2 separate regions of the Homo sapiens genome follow, and region 2 is linked to region 1. Evidence: chromatin contacts called from ENCODE Hi-C or POLR2A ChIA-PET data. All regions are on one chromosome and are shown on one strand. The core of a region is the stretch at or near the end of the contact, and the rest is flanking DNA. Distances in the headings are between cores, read along the strand shown.

Region 1 (6,364 bases), core at 2,044-4,543:
AGGAAATTTGAACAGAGCTTCTGGCTATCCCACTAACTAGCTTAGTTAAGAATATCTGGCCGGGCGCGGTGGCTCACGCCTGTAATCCCAGCACTTTGGGAGGCCGAGGCGGGTGGATCATGAGGTCAGGAGATCGAGACCATCCTGGCTAACAAGGTGAAACCCCGTCTCTACTAAAAATACAAAAAATTAGCCGGGCGCGGTGGCGGGCGCCTGTAGTCCCAGCTACTCGGGAGGCTGAGGCAGGAGAATGGCGTGAACCTGGGAAGCGGAGCTTGCAGTGAGCCGAGATTGCGCCACTGCACTCCAGCCTGGGCGACAGAGCGAGACTCCATCTCAAAAAAAAAAAAAAAAAAAAAAAAGAATATCTGAGTCCCTCCTCTATACAATTAGGGGATAGTCTGGATAAAGCGCTACCATATAGCTCTAAGATCCTAAATGCCCACCCTCCCCATGGCAAAATGCACTTTTTATTTATTTATTTATTTATTTATTTATTTATTTATTCATTCATTCATGTAATAACTATTGAGTGTCTGATACTGCAAAGCAATGTGCCAGGTATTGTGAAGGGTTAAAGGTCATCCTTCAGAGAGCTTATCATCTAGAACGGGAAATAAGACAATTACATCACTAACTAAGAAACAGAGACAATGTCACAATTCGAGGTACTTTTTTTTTTTTTCAGATGCAGTCTTGCACTGTCGCCCATGCTGGAGTGCAGTGGCACAATCTTGGCTCACTGCAAGCTCCGCCTCCCGGGTTCATGCGATTCTCCTGCCTCAGCCTCCCAAGTAGCTGGGACTACAGGCGCCCACCACCATGCCCCCCCAGCTAATTTTTTGTATTTTTAGTAGAGATGGGGTTTCACCGTGTTAGCCAGGATGGTCTCAATCTCCTGACCTTGTGATCCACCCACCTCGGCCTCCCAAAGTGCTGGGATTACAGGCGTGAGCCACCACACCCAGCCAATTGGAGGTACTTTTAAGATAAAAAGAACATTATAAACCCATTACTAACACCCCAACCCTGAAATTCATTTTCAACATGTCTTTCCTTCTCTGCATTTAGTCTTTCACCACATGCTTCTTCCTTTACATTTCTTAATTCTGTGCCCTCTTTTCTCCACTTTGAGTCACAGGCTTAATCCAGGGCCTGGACCAACTGACCCGTGTTTTTACGCCTGTCTCCTGTAATCCCCCTAACTAATCTGTGATCTGTTATCAAAATATGAGGAATCAGAAATGGACTTGGCTGCTGTCTTGATACAGCTCTAACATGGCCTTCCCCATATTATAGAACACACATGAAATCTCTTTACAAAACTATACATACTGCACTTCCTTCCCCCACTCCCTCCCACAAACAGGGGCTAAGAATATACTTTGTGCTTAGTGCTGGGTGGGATGTTTAAGTCATAGGCTTTAACCTCCAAGAGCTTACACAACCTGCCAACTTCCTGGTCGGGAAGTTGGGAGGTGCTAAAATACTCAGGATACTATATACAATGGGGATACTAACAGCACAAACAACAGTAGTAAGTGCTATAGGGTTCAGAAGAGGGAGAGCTACTTCATGCTAAGGCAATCAAGGAAGGCTTCCAAAAAGAGGTCACACCTGAGCTACACCTTGCAGCATGAGCAGGACTTCAATACGGAAAGAGGGAGGCAAACAGGCATTTTGGGCAAAGGGCCCAGGTGACTGAGGGAAGGAAGGAGGGCGTTTTCAGGACCAGCAAATTGTTAGGTGGGGCTTCAGTGAAAGGGCACTTTTTGAAAGGAATTTATGAGGTACTAGGAAGCTTAGTAAGAGAAACAACTAATTTTCTGCTTAAGCCAGACTTCATGGTATAAGTAGAAGAGAAAAAGGAAGTTTAATAATGGAGGTAAAGAAGAGTATCTGCAGGGAGTGGTAAAAAGACCCCAGAAAATGAGAAAACCTGGATCCCAGGCCTAGCTTTGCCAATGAGGGGCTTGGGTGGCCACAGCAAGTCATCTAACCTCGCTGGTCTCAGTTTTCTCATTTGTAAACTGAAGCAGCTGAACTGGCTGACCTCAAAGGTCTCTACAGCCAAAACTAGACCAGCTGTATATTATTTCTGCCATTAAAACATTTATCATGGGAGGAATGAAGGGGGGCAGGATACCTGTATTCCCTTTCCATATAGGTTTCTCTTCCTGAACTTAAAATTTCCTCTTCCTAAACTTACTACCTCTCTCTCTATATATATATATGCCTCCACATTACACATTAACACTTTACTATAGAATTTCATTACATAATTCAACTTAAAGGAAAGCTGATTACAAAGGTGGTGGGGGGTGTAAAAGTACTTGCTTCAAGTTCAGTGTGTGCCCCCTGTCCTGAAATTTTGCTTCTGGCTCACAGGTTCTTCAAGAAATTTATGCAGCACAGCTGAAGCCTCATACAAGTGTATCCAACACCGTGGCTGGAGGGAAAGATATCACGGTATAAGCCATAAAATGTGACATAGTAAGTAAGTAAAGGAGGAAAAGTGAGAATTCTGTTACTCATCTAAACGACCGCTTCCTTTTAATAGTACCAAATGAAGACCGAAATACAGTAATAATTGAAAAGTTAGGGAGAAATCTTAAATTTTTTTAAGTCTCCACTTGAAAATGCAGCTGAAACACGGAAAGTTTTTTGGCAGTGAAATTCGCTGAAAACTGACATTTTTATGCCGCATCCAGAGGTCCCTATGCTCCAGGAAAGGTACCAAAAACAGCACGGATGGGATTTCACTACAGCCCTATTGATCCTATGCACCAAAAGGCCAAAGGCAAATAAACCAGTCCCAGAATTAAAACAAAACAGGCTGGTTCAGAAAGCCTCACCGGCAGCCACCCAAAGTTGAAAGAAGAAAACTTAATGAAATACCTTATTTCATTGCATAGAATCACAATTCAGTTAACAGGCTTATTGTTTAAGCAGTGTAAATACGCGATTTAACACCTGCGGGCACTGCCTGCCGGGACTGGGCAGAAGCGTGCCCAGAGGACGGCGGGCGCCACACTGCACAGCCAGGAGACGAGACGCGAGCGAGGGGACCCGGAGATACTGCCCCCGAGCCGCCGCGCGCCCCCAAAGGAGTAACGCTTCGCTTTCCATCTGTCTGTCCAGCCTTCCTTTTGGGCCCTATCCCCACCCCCGCGTACCTGCCGCCACCGCTGTCCTGCCTTCGAGAGGGCAGCTCCCACTGGAGATCCAAGTACCTGCAGGTCCACTCTGCGGCTACCTCTCCGCGCCCGCGTAGCCGCTGCGCTCGCGCCACTGCGCATGCTCGGCCGGCACCCGGGCCCGCAAACTCTGAATCCACTTGCCGCGTTTTGCCTGCGGCTCCCAGGGGAGGGAAAGGGAAGCCCAGAACCTGGGTTTAGGCTAAGGGTGAAAGAGGAGTTGCAGGCGCTGGGAGCGTGGATGGGGAGAGGTGGACGGGCGCTGCGGCAACGTTATCTCTACCGCCCACAGTTACCCAAGTCTAAAGATGACCACCTACACCCTGGGAATGAGTTTAGCACAGCAGTTCTCAAACTTGAGCGTGGATCAGAATCACCTGGAGAGCTTTTTAAATCACAGATCCCAAACCCGGAAACTGAGTTTCCGATTCAGTTAGGTCTGGAGCGTAGCGCGACAGTTCCCATTTCTAACATGTTCTCAGCGAAAACTGGTGCTACTAGTCTGGGTACCACACTTTGGGACCTGCTGGTCAAAAGGAAAGGTATACGTTATTAAAGGAAGACTTGTTTCTCTCCCCTACTCTTTTTTTTTCCGTTTGTTTCACGGATTGCTTCCTTTTCCTTTAACAGCCACACCTGATTAAAATAAATATATAACTAAAGCCCACACTCAAACAAAAGTGGGATATTTTCTCTCGCATGTGAGTCAGGTAAATGGAATGCTGCCTCAAGAGTTCTCACATACTTTGCCTGAAGCATAATCCGTAGTTGTGGTCTGTCCAACTCAGTCCAGAGAACAGAACAAGGTTTTGCTGCCCCTTTAACTCAAAGTCCCACGTGCCCCTTCTGCGCCTAACACAATATCCAATACAGAATAGGCACCCAACCAACCCTGAGATGGTAACAATAGAAAAAATAAAGGGGGGAAGTTGAAATTATTTTAAGAACTCAAACAAATTGGACGAGCAATGAACTATGAAAGTAGGTGGGCCATGGAGAGGGAAGATAAGGAATTTTTCCCACCTGCCACCTAGAGAATCAGGTGAATTTAGTATTCTTATCTGATTTTTCCCACCTGCCACCTAGAGAATCTGGTAAATTTAGTATCCTTATCTGATACTTATTTATCTAGATATGCAAGGGGAGTTAAGTAAGTTCTCACAAAATAAAGCAAAATATTTCCTTAAAAGGTAAACATACATCTAACATATGACCCAGCCATTTCATTCCTAGATGTTATCCAAGAGAAATTAAAACATATGCTTACACAAAAACTTGAACAGGAATGCTCATAGCAGCTGTTTTTCACAAAAGCCCCAAACCAGAAGGAACCCAACTGTCCAACAACATGTAAATGAAAAAACAAATTGTGGTATATTTATACAATGCAATACTACTCAACAATAAAAAAGAAGAAATACTCTCACACAGGACTCAATATGGATAACTCTCAAAATCGGTATGCTGAGTTGAAGAAGCTAGAGACAAAACATATTGTATAATCCCACTTATATGAAGTACAAACTAACCTATAATGACAAAACCCAGATTAGTAATTGCCTGGAGCCAGGAGTGGAGGGAAGGATAAACTGCAAATGAGCAGAAAAAATATTTTTGGAGGGGGACGATGGAAATTTTCTCTGTTTTGATGGTAGTGACAAGTTCACAGGTGTATACAACTGTCATCGCTAAGTTGTACACTTTAAACATGAAAAATGTGTGTAAATTATTCACCAATAAGTTTGATAAGAGAACACTTTTTCATGAAATACTCTTATGATCTGTTTTTTTTTCGTGGTAATATTGACCAGGGCAGGTTCATGAGGAAACGTAGATTCTAAATATGGTATAACCTGATTTGGGAAAGGTAAAATAAAAAGTCATCCTCTGTAAATGAAGCTAAAAATAATGCATATAAAATGTCTGTAACAACCCTCTGTAAAAGCAGCCAACCCTAAGATATGATTTGTAAATATACCATTGATAAAACCGTTTCCCAAAATTGTTTCCAAGTGTAAAATAATAACTAGAGTATATCATTAGAAATGCACAACCAGGGCCCAGTGCAGTAGCTCACGCCTGTAATCCCAGCACGTTGGCAGGCCAAAGTGGGCAGATCACCTAAGGTCAGGAGTTCAAGACCAGCCTGAGCAACATGATGAAACCCCGTCTCTTCTAAAAATACAAAAATTAGCCGGTCGTGGTGGCAAGCGCCTGTAATCCCAGCTACTCAGGTGGTTGAGGCAGGAGAATCTCTTGAACCCAGGAGGCAGAGGTTGCAGTGAGCCAAGATCAAGCCACTACACTCTAACCTGGGCGACAGAGCGAGACTCTGTCTCAGAAAAAAAAAAAAAAGAAATGCACAACCAGCGTGTAATAATTATATAAAGAAAATTGTTACCTGCTTAACTGATTGTATCACTAGCAATGACAAATAAGGTATTCAAACTGTGTTTCCAGGAGCTCTGGGTTTCATGGAGAGAAAAATACGCAGGGCTCTGGATCAAGGACCCTAACCCAGACTGCTTACATATTGTAGTATCTTGTGAAATCTTATTTGATAAAAGGGTTTCACTGATAATTTTGTTTTTTTGAGACTGAGTCTCGCTCTGTTGCCCCGGCTGGAGTTCAGTGGCACGACCTCAGCTCACTGCAACCTCCACCTCCCAGGTTCAAGAGATGCTCCTACCTCAGCCTCCTGAGTAGCTGGGATTACAGGTGCACACCACCACACCTAGTTAATTTTTTTAATTTTAGTAGAGACAGAGTTTCTCCATGTTGGCCAGTCTGGTCTCGAACTCCTGACCTCAGGTGATCCACCCTCCTCGGCCTCTCACAGTGCTGAGATTATAGGTGTGAGCCACCGCACCTGGCCATCATTGATAATTAAAAGAGCAATCGTTTGAAAACAATTGAAGTAATAGTATCAGGTCGTAAGAATTCACAAAGAGATGGTATATTTGGTGGACCTGTTTTTTGGCTTGCAGAGCAATGAGAAAAAATACATACAAAGATTTTTAAACTAGTTAAAAATGTACACTGTAGTTATAGTAACCATATGTTCCAATTTTTGTAGAATAGTCTTCATTTAAATATTTGTTTATTACATAAATTATATCTAATCATGTATTCCAACTGTTGGTTGAAAAAAATAACATCTTTTAAGC
Region 2 (6,364 bases), core at 2,855-5,354, 8.5 Mb before region 1:
TACAGGATGCTGATGCACAGCAAGCTCTCAAAAAAATATAACCAATCCATCAGGCAGGTTAAAGCTTCCATATTCTCCCCCCCGCCCCACCCCCATACTTCTCCACATGGGTCTTCGTTCATGGGTTCCACCCTACCTTCTGGGAGCCCTTTTCTGAAATATATTACCACTGGTTAACAACAACAATAAAAATTACATTTATGGTGACAAGAATAACTTCTACCAGGAGGAGGGCTTTTCTCACACAAATGTTGGTTTGAAATTTTTTCTGAAGTGCACAAACTAATTTACAAATGAGAGGCTATGCAACTTGCCCAAGGCCACACAATTGCAAAAAAAAAAAAAAAGCTAAATCCAGGTTGGCCCAACTTGGAAGCCCACACTTCCTCCATTAAATCAGCATTTTCCACCACAGCTATCTCTAATGGAACACAACTGTTGTTTTCGATACACAGATGAACTTTTAAAGTGTTAATAGTAATGGTCTCATTTTATTATGTATAATCATATACGTGTGTGCATGTAATATCAAATAGATTAAAAATAGTATGTAAACATGATTTGATATAAATTTTATATATACATATATTTCAATAAATCCATGACTCCACGTGTAGTACTGCCCAGGAAACACAAAGTTTCTTAAAAAATTAGTTTAAAGAAAACTTCAGAATAAAAGTACAGGTGGTACAGGGGTAGGGTAGAAATCTTGAGGGAGGTAGGACATAAATAACTAAAGCTTAGGAAACTCTACTCACCAACCACCCAAGAACAGCCAAGCACCTGTTCCATATTGTACCCAAATTTGGCTACAGCCACACATAACTCTGTCTGCTTGGGAGAGTTAAAACATTGGCTGCCTTGGGGGAAAGGGGATAACATCAGAAGATAATTTAGCATAAATCATCCTCAAAGCAGTATTAGTTTTGACATAAATACTGGTTTGGTGGTACAACTCCTCTGCTTATTCACCTATACACCTTGGTTAAACGAGTCAAGCTTTCCCAGGCCTGTTTCACTTAGTCAAAAGGAAGTTATAGAAAGTAGTCCCTAAGGTCGCTTCCAGTTTTAGAACTCCATAAAATGTTGTGAGACCCTGAAATCCAAAATTACTCTTTCCAGAATCAGAGGCCCCAGTCGTGAAATGAGCATTGGCCTGAAGAACAAATGCTAAATAAGCCCACACAGCACCCCAAGCCATCATGCCATCAATTATGCTGCCCTCTGGAAAGACAGAGTAAGACATTAATTACAAGATGATAAAGTTCAACCAACAAAATATCCCTGTCCCTATCAAAACTTTAAGAATTTCCTCCCAATAATTTTTAAGCTATTAACTGTACACTTGATCCTCAGCTTCTCTATTATTTCCAGTCCTTAACCATTAACTTCATTCTAAGTTGGGGTAGCAGGGTGGGGTAACGGGTAGGAAAAAAAATCTGGGAAATCTTCTCAAACCTCTACCATCCTGTAAAGCTGGTGCTGGAAACCACCTGTAAAACCTTCCCAGCTTTCATCTGCGTGACTCCACTGATGCTAGAGCATATTTAGTGTGCTAAACCTCTAAAAGGAGTTGCTGTTCCTTACTTCTCAGACACTTTATAAGCAAGACAGTTTAGCCAGAACAAGCACTTACTCTCCTAATGAAAGATACACTTATCAAAAGGAAAGTCTTAAGGACCCCTCCTTGCCTGGTTTACAAGGCCCTTTCTGTGCTATCAGTGGGCCCACAAACTTTTAATGGAGGGTTTTTAGATTCTCAGAAAGGTAAGTTTTGAAATATGGTCAGTTCGTGTTTAGCTGAACAGAAGATGGGTGGACTGCAGCTGGCAAACTCAGAAAGCACTGCTGGGTAGCAGGTGATCAAAAAAAAAACAAAAAAAAGGCAAGTCCCTGGGCAAATGGTGTAGCCAAAGGTGATCATTATAACTAGAGACTTGTTACATAATTACTTGTTAACTCCTGACAAACAGATACACAGCTACAAAATGCCATGGTTACCCTAGCCATTGAAGCTAATGTAGCTGGTGCAAGAGTCAAGGTGTCTCCAATTAATCTCATTCAAAGAAATAAGCAATCCTGGGAACTATTCCCTCCCAAGGTAACTCGCCTGCTTTTACGTATACAAAACAGCCTCTAGCAATTAAGCCCATTGCCTCTAGAGACGAAAATCAGTGTTTCTCCTTAATTTTAATTTTTAAAGGGCAGAAGGGTTACAGAGGTATATTCAGAGAGCTAAATATTTATCACTTCGATAAAAACGACTTCCATTCCAAACTGGAAAATTTGAAAAGCTTCCCCCTCACCTTCGTCCCTGGCCAGCAAAAGCAAAACGCAAGACCTCAGTGTAGGATGCACTGCATTCCAACATTTTTCAAAAAGTTTACGACGATTTACCGAAGCGGCAAGAAGAAAAATAAAGCAGGCAGAAACGGGTGAGAGCGAGCAAGGTTTCGGCAGGGAAGAAGCCCGAGAAGCGCCCGGCGGCGCCGTGCAAGGCCCGGCAACGGGAAAGCGACCGGCACATGGAAAGCGAGCGCCCCAGTGGAGCGCGGGGACTGACAGCCGCTCGGTCTCCGCCGCCGGGGGGTCGCCCAGCACCCCCAGCCTGGCCCCCGCCTCTAATCCCCCTCCCCGACCTCTTCCACCGCAGCGCCGGCGATGCCCGCTGGGCCAACTTGGCCCCGGGTCAGTGCTGCAGAGCGCGGCCCCGGTTGCCGGGGAGGCCGCCGGCGCCCTTACCTCCTTCTGCTTGGGGTCCTGTGGGTAGACGTCGGGCGGCCCGAGCCGGGGGCGCTTCAGCGGTCTCTGCTCATAGCTGAGAAGCCCGAAGGCGGCCATGATCTCTCATGTTAACCGGCGAAATGAATGAGAGTTGGAGCTGGAGCAGCCGCCTCTGAGCACCAGGGAGCAGCACTTTGCAGACAGACTCCCTCTCTCCCCCTCCTCGCTCGCTCGCTCGCTGTGGCGCTGCAGGCAGGAGGAATAAAGCAGGTTGGATGCTGCCGCTGCCCGGCAGCAGACACGCACTGATGGGGACAGCCTTCGGCGGGTACTCGGCTGCGCTCGAGCCCCGGGACGCACCGCTCCGGTGGCGGCGGCGGAGGGACTAGAGGTCGGCCAGGGTCCTCCGCGGCGCCTGCCTCCTCTGCTCCCCCCTACCTTGTCTCCAGGGGGAGGAGCAGCTGATGGGAACGTGTGACTTTTTTCACCAATGGACCCAAACCCACCCCAGCTGGGCGCAGGATGGGGGTGGGGGTGGGGCACTGGAAAAAAAAAAAAAAAAACTTTTCTTGGCGCCTAGGCTGGTGGCTGAAGTGCTCGCCCAAGGCGAGGGTGGCCCTCCCCTCCCGGGAAGAAGCTGTGGAGCGGACCGCCCCCGCCTCTCTTCCCCGGCAGGGACCCTTCCCCCGCCGCCACGCGCCCCGCAGACCCCGCCACCTGGACACGGACCGGGCCAGTGCAGGCAGAGGCAGGTCTGGAGGGGGCGCGAGACGCAGGGATGCGGCCGGTGGGAAGCGGCCGGTGCCTCCTAGACGCCCGCCAGGTTCCAGTGGCGCATCCGCAGCTACGGTCCCCTCGGCGGCTCCGGGCAGGCGCCGAGGCGCGCTGCTGGCGGTCGCGGCGGCTGGAGGGGGCCGTGCTCACGGTGGCGTGGGGCCGACTTAACCCTTTACAGTCCCTCCAGGGGCTGGGGAAGGGGGTGAGGAGCGATGGCTGTGAGCGCCGACGGGGGCAGCCAGCCCGCAGGCGTCTCGGGCTCCTCCAGCCCGCCGCCTCCCCACGGCCCCAGCTCCTCTTCCCTTCCGCCCCCAACCCCCAACACTTTACCTGTTGGTCCGCGGCTAGCGGGCTGGGGCTGGCGGCGGCGGGGTCACTCCGGCCGCCGCAGCCTCCATCATTCGGGTTGGGATGGGGGACTTGGATTTGATTTTATTTGTGCGGTATCTGCCTCGCCCGGACGAGCTCCGGGAACGCCGCGAAGTTTGCCACTGTCTGGGGGCGGCGAGCGACGCCGGCTCGCCGCCGGCGTTCTCGCCCCCACGGCCCGGGAGCGCGAGCTTCCGAGTTGGCGGACGGCGGCGCGGCGTCCGCACTGAGCATGCCCAGCTCGGCGGCCGGACCGCGGAGGAGTTGGCTGAGAGCGCGGTGAGCGCGCTCCAATCCGCCTCTCCGGGTTTTCGCAGCCGCAGAGCGCGCAGCCCGCGGGCCCCGGCGCCGAGGCTGGCCCTGGGGTGAACCTGGGCGAGGGAGGGAGCGCCCTCTGGAGCCCTGCTCCAAGCCCCCCGCTGCACCCTCCGCCTCGACCTCCCCAGAGGTCGCGGTCCCCGTGGCCTGGGCCGAAAACCTCACCTGCGCCGGGAGCGTGGAAGGGGCGGGGGGGGTGATCCTCCAGGGCAGACCTTGGTCATCCAACCCGCCCTCGCTCCTCGCTTCGGGGCGCGGGCACCAAGATGCTGGGCCACCTGGCGCGAGCTCTGCGAGACCGGAGCCGCGGAGGCGGGCTCGGCCTGTCCTGAGGGACCCCGCGGGAGGCGTGCCCGGGAGAATGCGCCCGCACTTGGCCAAGAATGATGGCTGCCATTTATGGAGCCTTCGCTACGTGCCAGGATCTTGATAGTCAGAATCTCTGGTCCTTACAACCTTCCACGGTCTTACTGTACCCTTTTTATGGATGGAGAAATTGAGCCAGCTCAGAGAGGACCACTCACTTGCCGAAAGCCACGAAACGAGTCGGAATTTGAACCCACGACTGATTCTAAGTTTCTGACCTGTTTTCCCTGACTTGGACTTGGAGGGACTGGGTTCCTAACCTGTCCTTGCCTGATGGACTCACGTTCTCCACGGCTTGAGGCATTCTCGGCCTTCCCTCTCTGTAAGGTGGTAAAGGCAGATTCTAACCGGAAGCCTTTGATACATAGTAGGTGCTCTGGAAATGCTGGTTGAATCTGAACATCAACTTTGATGTTCGTTGACATTTAAGCAAAGGGGGAAGAAGGAGATAAATAAAGTGAAGGTAATGTGGTAGAGGCTAGTTCCTCACTCCTGATCCTGACCTGTGAGCACCTCCAAACCCAGTTTGAGGCTGAGTCAGGTGTTTAGCTTTTGGCTTCCTTAATCTGAACAATTACTTCTAGAGAGCATTTACCTAACTTCACTGGAGGGCATTTCCTGACCACCTTCCCCATCTTGCCCCAGGGTCTTCTCTTCCACTAATATCCTGGGATTAATTTCATGGCTGGACTTGCCCTTGTGATACAGGCATCTATCAAATGTAGCTCCCTTGTTTGAAAGAAAGGACAGTTTTTTGTTGTTGTTGTTTTCTTTGTTTGGTTGGTTGGTTGTTTTTTGAGACAGAGCCTCGCTCTGTCGCCCAGGCTGGAGTGCAGTGGCGAGATCTCGGCTCACTGCAAGCTCCGCCTCCTGGGTTCACGCCATTCTCCTGCCTCAGCCTCCCGCGTAGCTGGGGCTACAGGCGCCCGCCACCACGCCCGGCTAATTTTTTTTGTATTTCTTTTTTTTAGTAGAGACGGGGTTTCACAGTGTTAGCTAGGATGGTCTCGATCTCCTGACCTCGCAATCCGCCCACCTCGGCCTCCCAAAGTGCTGGGATTACAGGCGTGAGCCACCGCGCCCGGCCGAAAGGGTTTTTTTTATTATCTAACTTTATTAGGGAAATTATTAAACATACAAAAAGCTGAAGAAATCATATAAGGAGCCCTCAAATATTCATCTCTCAGCTATAAAAATTAAAGTTACTATTTTTGTTTCATCTTTCTCCCCCATTCCCAACTCACTGACATACACTAGTAAGGACAGTTTTACTCATTGTTGCAACTCAGAAACACTGTATGGGACCTGACACATGGTGAGCATTCAAAAATGTTGGCTTATGGAATGGATGATAGGTAGGCGATGTGTGGATGGACTGATGATTGCATCATTAGTGGTACTTTGGGAATAACAGCCTGCGCTGCTACTGAATCAAACACCCCTAGTTTGGGGGAGAAATGTAATCTCAGTTCTTCCCTTGGGATGCCTAAGCAAGCGCCTCCAACTGAAACACTTTGAAGCACTTAAAATCTTATCTGCCCATAAGAATTTTATCTTAAAATCAAAATGTGTCAGTAGTGTGCCCCTGGTGTTTGGGAAGAAGGGAAAATAATAGCCCTCTCCCTGTTGTTGTCCCTTCTTAACTCCCTCTCCTGAAACAGTCTGGCATGAATTCCTTGACCCTCTCAACACAAAATAAATAAATATTGAAAACTTTAATATGCTTAGAAGCTTCCCCTAGGAATCATTATTTTACTGCATGGATTTCCCATGGGCATTTGGCTCCTTACCCTGGGAAATCTTTGTAATC

The links. A loop is a pair of places that touch in the nucleus more often than their neighbours do. ChIA-PET counts read pairs that join two places held with the same protein, here RNA polymerase II (POLR2A). Pooled maps may share reads with other maps.
Region 2: a map of OCI-LY7 shows a loop between it and region 1 (10-fold over the local background). The contact joins the promoter of MED12L here to the promoter of PLS1 in region 1. A Hi-C loop is called at or near these places in 2 of 168 maps with a recorded cell type or tissue (OCI-LY7 and ascending aorta) and 8 of 50 pooled maps. POLR2A ChIA-PET finds 5 or more read pairs at or near these places in 1 of 52 experiments (OCI-LY7).

The regions. Positions count from the first base shown.
Region 1 is chr3:142,593,322-142,599,685 of GRCh38, reverse strand. It overlaps PLS1 (plastin 1), which reads right to left and starts at 3,293. Exons shown (of 16, transcript NM_001145319.2): 1 at 3,177-3,293. It overlaps PLS1-AS1 (PLS1 antisense RNA 1), which reads left to right. Exons shown (of 4, transcript XR_001740938.2): 4 at 2,389-3,777. RefSeq lists an enhancer at 2,998-3,237.
Region 2 is chr3:151,083,404-151,089,767 of GRCh38, reverse strand. It overlaps MED12L (mediator complex subunit 12L), which reads right to left and starts at 4,104. Exons shown (of 45, transcript NM_001393769.1): 1 at 3,832-4,104; 2 at 2,743-2,970. The coding sequence starts at 2,841. RefSeq lists silencers at 3,352-3,646, 4,083-4,452.